2 separate regions of the Homo sapiens genome follow, and region 2 is linked to region 1. The links are chromatin loops, found by intact Hi-C in ENCODE. Cell type or tissue: MCF 10A. All regions are shown on one strand. Each heading gives the region's core, and the rest is flanking DNA. Links, peaks and the distances in the headings are about the cores only. Region 1 has its middle 33 kb from the start of NFIA. Region 2 overlaps NFIA (nuclear factor I A).

Region 1 (4,393 bases), core at 252-4,251:
CAGTTAGAGTTAACGCTACCAGAAATATGCAGTGCTTTAGGATTCCAACTTGGGACTCGTTGAAGACCAGAATGTTACAGTCAATCTCGCCTTTCTCTTTTTGTTTCCAACACCCTACTTTCCCTTCAGTCTCTTTCCTCTTCGGTGTTCTCTACCTCTTGAAATATAAAAGTTTAATAAAAACACCACCCTATTTTATTTTTTAAAATAAAAGTTGACACTAAATTTGAGAGCTAGTGTTGCAACTAAGCTCTTCGGAAGTTTACCCATCTGTTCCCCAAACCTTTGATGCCTGTAATGTCAACCACGATTGCTTCTTAAAATTCACTAAAAGAAGTCTTTCAGTAACTTTGAAAAAGTGTAATAAATGCTAATGGGGGGGAGGGAACTCCCAACTCTGATGGATTTTACCTTCTCGGATCAAGGAGCAGGACTCCAAGCAAAAGAATAAACTTTATGTAGTTTATTTTTAAACTATTCTATTTTCAGTAGCGATTTCTCTTCCTTAGCTAAATTACTCAGCTTTGCTCAATTCCACTTTTACCTTTCCCCACACGTCCTCACTGACTCAGCAATTGTCACCGAGTGAGACCCTAGGTAGTGGGAAGGAGGCCCCCACAGATATGCTCCCCGGCTAAAGCGCTCGATTGAAGATCTGAGAAAATATCTTCAGAAACTACAAATGGAGCAAATCATTTACCTAATTCACTCAAGAGCTTCCACGGGAAGGACTCTGGAGGATGAGTGTCCTCCTAATGCGGTGCTAATGAAAAGCCCCTTAGCCGGCTCTCCGGCCGAGCGCCGGACCGCGTCTGCTCGGCGTCTACGGCGGAGCGACCCTGGTTGGCGGCGGCCGCGCATTCCCCCCCCCACCTGCCCGAGGTGGCACGGCGGCCGCAGCGACTCCGGACGCCGCCGGGGCCACTCTCCGGAGCGCCGCCCTGCGACCCCGGACGCCCCCTCCCTGCCCCCACCCACCGGCGCGGGTCTTCCTCCCGCTCTTCCTCCTCCTCACCCTCCCCGGGGCTCTGTGTGGGGGGCTAGGAGGTGACTGGGGACGCTTCCTCGGTCGCGACTCCCGGTTCTCCGCGGCCTCCCGCCCGGGGGGGTTGGGGTTAAAATCTGGGAGTTCAGCTCTGCGGCGAAATCTCGGGTTCCCAGGGAGGGGCCGGAGGGAAGGAAGACCCCGCCGGGAGCGCGCCGGCCAGAGCCGCCCCCGCCCCGCGCGGCCGCTGTCCCGTGGGGAGGATGAAAGCGCAGGGCCCGGGCGGGGCCGCGGCGGCTCCAAGGGGCGGCGAGTGCGGGGCGGGGACTGCGGCGCTCGCGGTGACCGGGCCCCCCTTCCCAAGCCGCAGCTCCTGGCCCTGCAGGTGCACCCCCAGCCCCCTTTTAGGCCCCTCCGTGGAAACCGCCTTCCGGCCCAAGTTCTATCCTTTGAGGCTTTGAACCAGGCCTTTCAGAAGTTTTTAAAGCTGCCCCGCCCCGCCGGCACTCACGGGGGTCACAGTCCCCCATCCCTCCACCTCCGCTACAGCTGCCGGCGAAGCGGGTGCCGGGAGGAAGCGGAGTGGGGGCCAGCGGGCCGGCCCGAGGGTCGGGGACCGAAGCGCCGCCCCGGAGCGCCAAGCTCGGCCCCAGCGCTTGGAGATCGCGCCGCGTAGCCCGACCTCGGAGGAAGCGCGGGCCCGCCAGCCCCTGGAGAGGGGAGGGCAGGGGGGCTGGGAGAGGAAGAGCGCGCGGGGAGGGGGGCATGTCCCCATCACCGAGGTTCCTGCGCTCAGTTCAAGCCAGGGGACAACTTAAATTGGCCTTCAGGGGAGGCAGCTGGTGACCCGTGTCCTCGCCCTCCAAATTCCCCTGAGCGAAGCAGGGCGCCACCTACAGGCGAGCTCTAGATAGCAGGCAGGAGAAAGACGCGCCTGCAAAGTAATGTGGCCCCGTCCCAGCAAGCCTAGCAAGGCCTGTTGTGTCCACAGCCTCCTCTCAGCTGCCTGAGCCTGTACCGAGTTATAGGTCCGTTGGCAACAGCAAGAGCCCTGAGGGCACTCAGCGTGTGCTTTTGGGGAGTGGAGAACTGGGTGTTAATTTCAGGAATTGGGGGATTCCAGTATCAAAGAAGTAGCAGCTCTGATTGGACAGGCAGGTTGCACCCTGACAATTTTGGCTGCACTTTGACTCCAGTATCTCGACTCCAGGCTATTTTCATGGGATGCACTACGTTTCCTTGAGAATAGCTGTGTAACCTTGGGCAAGTTACTTTATCTCCCTGAGTCTCTGTTTCCTCATCCCTCAAAAGAGGGAATAGTGGTACCTGTCTGATAGAGTCATTGTGAGAATTTAATGAGATGATGTAGGTAAGAAGCTGTAGGTGCCTTCTAAGGAATTTTCACCTATTTCTTTTTTAAAAATAGTTTTTAATTATTTATTTATTTATTTTGAGTCGGAATCTCTCTCTGTTTCCCAGGCTGGAGTGCAATAGCGCGGTCACGGCTCACTGCAACCTCTGCCTCCCTGGCTCAAACAATTCTCCTGCCTCAGCCTCCTGAGTAGCTGGAACTACAGACACGCGCCACCATGCCCGACTAATTTTTTGTATTTTTTAGTAGAGACAGCGTTTCACCATGTTGGCCAGGCTGGTCTCAATCTCCTGATCTCAGGTGATCTGCCCGCCTCGACCTCCCAAAGTGCTTGGATTACTGGGATTACAGGCCTGAGCCACCGCACCCAGCCAACTTTCACCTATTTCTAATGTGAAAACCCATCTTTTATTCTAAGAAATCTAACTTGTAAGACTGTTTAGCTTCTTTCTGTTCCTTGAAGATTAGGGCCTTAGAGGAAGTGGGAGAGAGCTAAGAGGTTTCAGTGTTTGAGTAGGAAACAGGATGGGTTATGGGGAGTTTTGATAACTAGCTTATCTCCTCATAGACAACGGCTGTAGGCCGGGTGCTGTGGCTCACATCTGTAATCCCAGCTCTTTGGGAGGCCGAGGTGGGCGGATCACCCGAGGTCAGGAGTTCGAGACCAGCCTGGCCAACATGGCGAAACCCCATCTCTAATAAAAATATAAAAATTACTTGGGCGTGGTGGTACATCTGTAATCCCAGCTTCTCAGTAGTCAAGCAGGAGAATCACTTGAACCTGGGAGGTGGAGGCTGCAGTGAGCCGAGATCACACCACTGCGCTCCAGCCTGGGCAACAGAGTGAGACTCTGTCTCAGAGAAAAAAAAAAAAAAAAAAAAGACAATGGCTATGTGGTGGCTCAAGCCTGTAATCCCAGTGTTTGGGAGGTGCGCGGGTCACTTGAGCCCAGAGGCTGGAGACCAGCCTGAGCAACACAGAGAAACCCATTTCTACAAAAAAAAAAAAAAAAAAAAAAAAAAAAAAGCTGGGCGTGGTGGCCCATGCCTGTAATCCTAACTACTTCGACAGCCAAGATGGAAGGATGGCTTGAGCCTGGGAGGCTGAGGTTGCATTGAGCTGAAATGGCACCACTGCACTCCGGTCTGGGTGACAAGCTAGAACTGTCTCAGAAACAACAACAAAACGAACCAAAAAAACCAAACAACATCTTATATTTGTGGATGACTTACTATTACTATTTACTATTTTTATTATCATTTGCCTCTATTAAATGATTTAATTATCATTTTCACAATCTCATATGGTATACATTATCCCTATTTATTTATTTATTTATTTAAAGACAGGGTCTCTCTCTGTCACCCAGGCTGGGGTGCAGTGGCACAATCATAGCTCACTGCAGCCTCAAACTCCTGGGCTCAAGGGATCCTCCTGCTTTGGCCTCCCAAAGTGCTGGGATTATGAGCATGAGCCATTGCGTCTGGCCCATTATCCCAATTTTAAAGATGAGGAAACAAAGACATGGGGATGCAAGCCATAGTTGCTGTATTTTTTCTGCTTTTAAAAATATTTTTTGGCAGGTCACAGTGGCTCACGCCTGTAATCCCAGCACTTTGGGAGGCCAAGGCAGGTGGATCACCTGAGGTCAGGAGTTCGAGACCTGTCTGGCCAAAACAGGGTGAAACCCTGTCTCTACTAAAATACGAAAATTAGCAATTAGCTGGGTGTGGTGGTGGGCACTGTAATCTCAGCTACTTGGGAGGCTGAGGCAGGAGAATTGCTTGAACCCAGGAGGTGGAGGTTGCAGTGAGCTGACATTACAGCACTGCACTCCAGCCTCGGCGACAGAGCCAGATTCTGTCTCAAAAAAAAAAAAAAATTTTTTTTTTTTTACTCTAGGAGCCCTAGATCTGTATTTCACTATATTTCAGAATCTACCTTTTTTTTTTTCTTTTAGAGTTGTGATCCTGCTATGTTGCCCAGGCTGGAGTGTAGTGGCTGTTCACCGATACGGTGATAGCATACTTGTAGC
Region 2 (4,393 bases), core at 311-4,310, 160 kb before region 1:
TGGCTCAACCTCAGTCTGGGCTGCAACCCAGACACTGAGCAGGGTGGGGGTCTGCAGGTCTGAATGCAGTGTCTGTGCCTGAAGATACAGTCCCAACTATACTGAATAGTAAATTTTCTTTTATGCATCAAACCACAAAGTTCTCTTTTATCAATAAGGACAACTGCAATGTATAAAATGAAATTGTTAGTAAAAACGATGTTTTACAGCCTCTTTTTAATGTTATAGAAAATGAGCTTCTTTAAAATTCACAAGCAGATGTTTAGTAGATGATAGAAAACTTTATAAATTTTATTCATTAATTCAATTATTCAAAAAGCTTTAAGAAGTCCTTACCACATTATCTGCTGGACATAAAGATGAAGACAATTCATGGCTCACAGACCATACTGCATAATAAACTAGAATTCAAAACTCATGCTTTCTAAAATCTAAAATATCCTTATAGATTAATATTACACTGTCCTTGGAGTAAATGTAATTTATTTGTTAATTGTCTAGAAAAATAAGCTTTAGTGTGTCTCAAAGGTGACATCTTAGAAAATTTTCAGTGGAGTAAAGGTGAAATGTTAGCACAGATGGAATCTGTCTTTGATGTTCTGCCCCACCTGTGCCCTTAAGCACTGAAAGTTCCTTGCTTGCTTATCCCTCTTTTAAAAGCAGGCCCCTATGCTATCACCCCTACTTAAAAATCCACAAACAACCCCTTTCTGCTGCAACTACAAATCCAACAACCCAATTTGCTAATTTAAATCCACACCCTAAGCGCATAAGACTCATGAAGACTAAAACTTCTAAAGGAGTTTTCTCACATTTGAAAAATAGCAACCAATCCCAGCACTTTGGGAGGCCAGGCGGGCAGATGGTTTGAGTTCACAAGTTCGAGACCAGCCTGGGCAACATGGCAAAACCCAGTGTCTACAAAAAATACAAAAATTATCCAGGTGTGGTGGTGCATGCCTGTAGTCCCAGCTACTTGGGGGCTGAGGTGCAAGGATGGCTCGAGCCCATGAGGCAGAGGTTGCAGTGAGCCAAGACTGCACCACTGAACTCCAGCCTGGGTGACAGAGCCAGACTTTGTCTCGAAAAAAATAAAAATGAAAAGAAAAATAGCACCCTTCTCTACAAGTCTCTAATTGACGGAATATGTGGGAGAAAACATGTTTAATTGGGTGTAATATTTCCTGGTGTCTCTTATTTGCTCTAGACATCTATGAGAAGTTATTTAAGTTCTCTGAAAATTGACTTTCTTCATCTATAAAACGGCAATGATAAAAATATAAGACTTAAAAGGTTGTTGAGACAATTAAATGAGATAATCCATGAAAGCATTTAGCTTGGTATCTTTTTAAAAAATAAGCTGTTACTATTTATCATCATCATTACTACTTAAATATTATCATTACTAATAAATTGTAATTTGTAATTCATTTCTGAACTGTGACCAACTGCTGACTCAAAAAAGGAAGACAAGGAACCAGAATCTTCTAAATATTATTAAGGCTTCATAAGGTCTCAATGACTGAGAAACATAACTTCTGGTACTGTAATTTTCCCAATAAAAACTGGGTACTGTTTGTTTTTTGAGTTAATATATGCGATTCAGGGCAAAGCCCCTAGAATGTAGCCATTATGGAGGCAGCAGTCATCACAATGTCTTCAGGCTTTTGAAATGACACAGTTCACTCAACCAGAAAAGGTTATACTAAGATACCCATAAGCCACGAAAGTGTACAAACTTCCTTCCTAATACAGCATACTCCTTGCAATCTATTTTCTTACTTGAAATTTATTGCTATAAATACAGAGCATGAAAAATGTGAAATGATGCCAGTTCAGCCATCACATTGGCCCTGATCCTTTGCTAAATTTATGCATTTCTCTAGTTTTCTAAATGCCAAAGAGCTAGGCAAACTAGAAGAATATTACGCTCTTCTCTTCAGTAAAGAAGTCCACCTGAGTGTTGCCTGTAGATGGAGCCAAGAGAGCCAAGGAAAGGGGATAAAAATGCTCACTTTACAGATGAGACTGGCAGGTTTGAGGTGTCCAGTGAGGTAGGATTACAATGAAATCATCCCTCTCTACAAGTGATCTGTGGAAGTCTTGCACACTTCCCAATGTCATATCCATTCTTCCAGTCTTTGTCCAATAATGGATAAATTTAACAGAACAAGGTATGACTCAGCATGAGAACTGTCAGAGATGCATGGGCCATCCCAGAAAGCATTTATAAGGAAAGATCTAACTCAACAGAAAATAGTCTTTCAGGATTCAGGACTGTGATAGATGCCACGAAAATTTGTACATGCTTAAGGATCTTACATCCTCTCATATTTAAGTCTCCTTCTCCATATGTGATAATAATTTAAGCCCTTAGGAGAAATGTTCTGGGGGAAAAAAGTACATTAAAGCCTGAATTTATTCAAAGAAATGGTTTTTGTGTTTTTTTAATTTTTCTGAAAACAGGAATACCATAACACAGCAAAATTGGGTTGTTTCATCACCTTTGCTACCTATCACAGGGGCAATGTGAAGATTTCTTTTGAGCTTACCAACCTTCCTTTTGCAATCTTATTCCACTTGAGGAAAACCACATTGCCTGCTGCAGAAATGAGACAGCCCTGAGCTAAGGAACCCAAAGGTATTATACCCTTCCCCGTGATTCTGTCATCCCAGTTTTTATGTCTATACACTTTGCCTGGCTACCATCAGTTTCTATCCTACAACACCTGGGCTCAGCATGAGAAGATCTTTTAGGATATATCTGTATTCATAATCATAAATAGCTAGCATAAAGCTCTGTACTAACAGAAAAAGGCTGGAAGGAAGTATACCAAGATGTTAATGTTAATTATTTTTGGACAGTGAAACTGTACCTGACTTCTCTTCCATTTTTCTGTATTTTCCAAACTATAATAATCCCATATTACTTTTTAATTTTTTTTTTGAGACAGAGTCTTGCTCTGTTGCCCAGGCTGGAGTGCAGTGGCCGCAATCTCTGCTTACTGTAACTTCCATCTCCTGGGTTCAAGTGATTCTCCTGCCTCACCCTTCCGAGTAGCTGGAACTACAGGCACACACCACCATTCCTGGCTAATTTGTTGTTGTTGTTGTTGTTGTTGTTGTTGTTGTATTTTTCATAGAGATGGGGTATCACCATGTTGGCCAGATTGGTCTCAAACTCCTGACCTCAGGTGATCCACCCGCCTCAGCCTCCCAAAGTGCTGGGATTACAGGTATCAGGTATGAGCCACTGTGCCTGGCCTCGTATTACTTTTTATAATTAAAAAACTTTAAAAATAAAGATGTTTGTTTATTTTGGGCCTATCTGCATACTGTGATGTGTACCTTGAGAGCTGTATGATCCCTGCCCTCACAGAGATTATATGGAAAAATAAATTTTAAAAGAACACAAAATAAATAAATAATAACAAAACCATTTAGGGGAAGGGAAACCTGTTTAACCCTAGCTGGCTATTGATGGCTTCCAGAAGAGCAAATCTGTATACACACGACGGCTTTTTACACAATGAACAGGTTGCATTTCTCTAAGGCAAAATATATAAATCTGATAGATAATGGAGTTCTCTCAAGTATTACTTTTCCTCTGAAAAAACCCATTTCCATTTAATACCACTGGAATACAAAAGACCAATATCTGACAGGGGAAAAAAAAAACAAAACTCTTGTGTTTTTTAGTTTCCAGGTTTCCTTAATACAGCAGTTCTTTTGGGTCCTTTGCCCAGGGCTACTCCAGTACAGCAGGAAATTCATCCTCCTCCCAGGCAGCGCTGGGAATGACTCCTCTACTCTGGTCCCCTAATTAAAGGGGCTGTTACTGTTAAGAGCTTCATTCAGTACTTTCTCCTAAATGTGTCATAAAACAAGTATCTTTGACTGCCCACTACTTAATCATCAAGAAACCAATCACGTCTGAGCCCTTTTTAACATCTTCCATCTTAGACTCCAGACATGTTTATTAAAAGTTTAAAGCTTTATTATTTTCAATAATAAAGCTTAAGACATATCATATTTTGTGAAAATTAACAGTAGGAAGAAATGCCAGGACAACCTTGTTAATACAAGAATAATAGCAAGCCACTACGTATAAGGTTCATAAGCAATGTCTTATTTAACCCTTATAACAATCCTATGATAGACTTCTATTATTCCTATTGTACAGACAGCAAACTGGATCTCAGAAAGATTAAGTAGTTTGTCTAAGGTCACAACACACAGTTTCAAACTCAGGTCTTCCTGACTCCAAAGACAGGGCTTCTAATATGTCAAACTGCTTCCCTTTGAATTTAGAAATAAAGGATGGGAAAGAGAATTTGAGTCTTTTCAAGACTAAAAGCCAAAACAAACATACAGATAGAAAAGCTACCAGAGT

The links. A loop is a pair of places that touch in the nucleus more often than their neighbours do. Peaks named below come from ENCODE experiments on the same cell type or tissue, not always from the same donor. Only the 100,000 strongest peaks of a DNase experiment are listed, where the experiment ranks them.
Region 2: a loop joins it to region 1, with 10 times the contacts of the local background. A loop is called at or near these places in 17 of 110 quality-filtered maps.

What each region holds. Positions count from the first base shown.
Region 1 is chr1:61,047,550-61,051,942 of GRCh38, reverse strand. No RefSeq gene overlaps it. Among named protein-coding and RNA genes, the nearest start is that of NFIA, 33 kb to the left of the region's middle. In MCF 10A, for the core only: a CTCF peak has its summit at 1,867 (motif pointing left); a DNase peak (open chromatin) is centred at 1,882.
Region 2 is chr1:61,208,407-61,212,799 of GRCh38, reverse strand. The region is part of intron 2 of NFIA (nuclear factor I A); the gene reads right to left. Among named protein-coding and RNA genes, the nearest start is that of NFIA-AS1, 43 kb to the left of the region's middle. In MCF 10A, for the core only: a CTCF peak has its summit at 1,975 (motif pointing right); no DNase peak of the experiment used is centred there.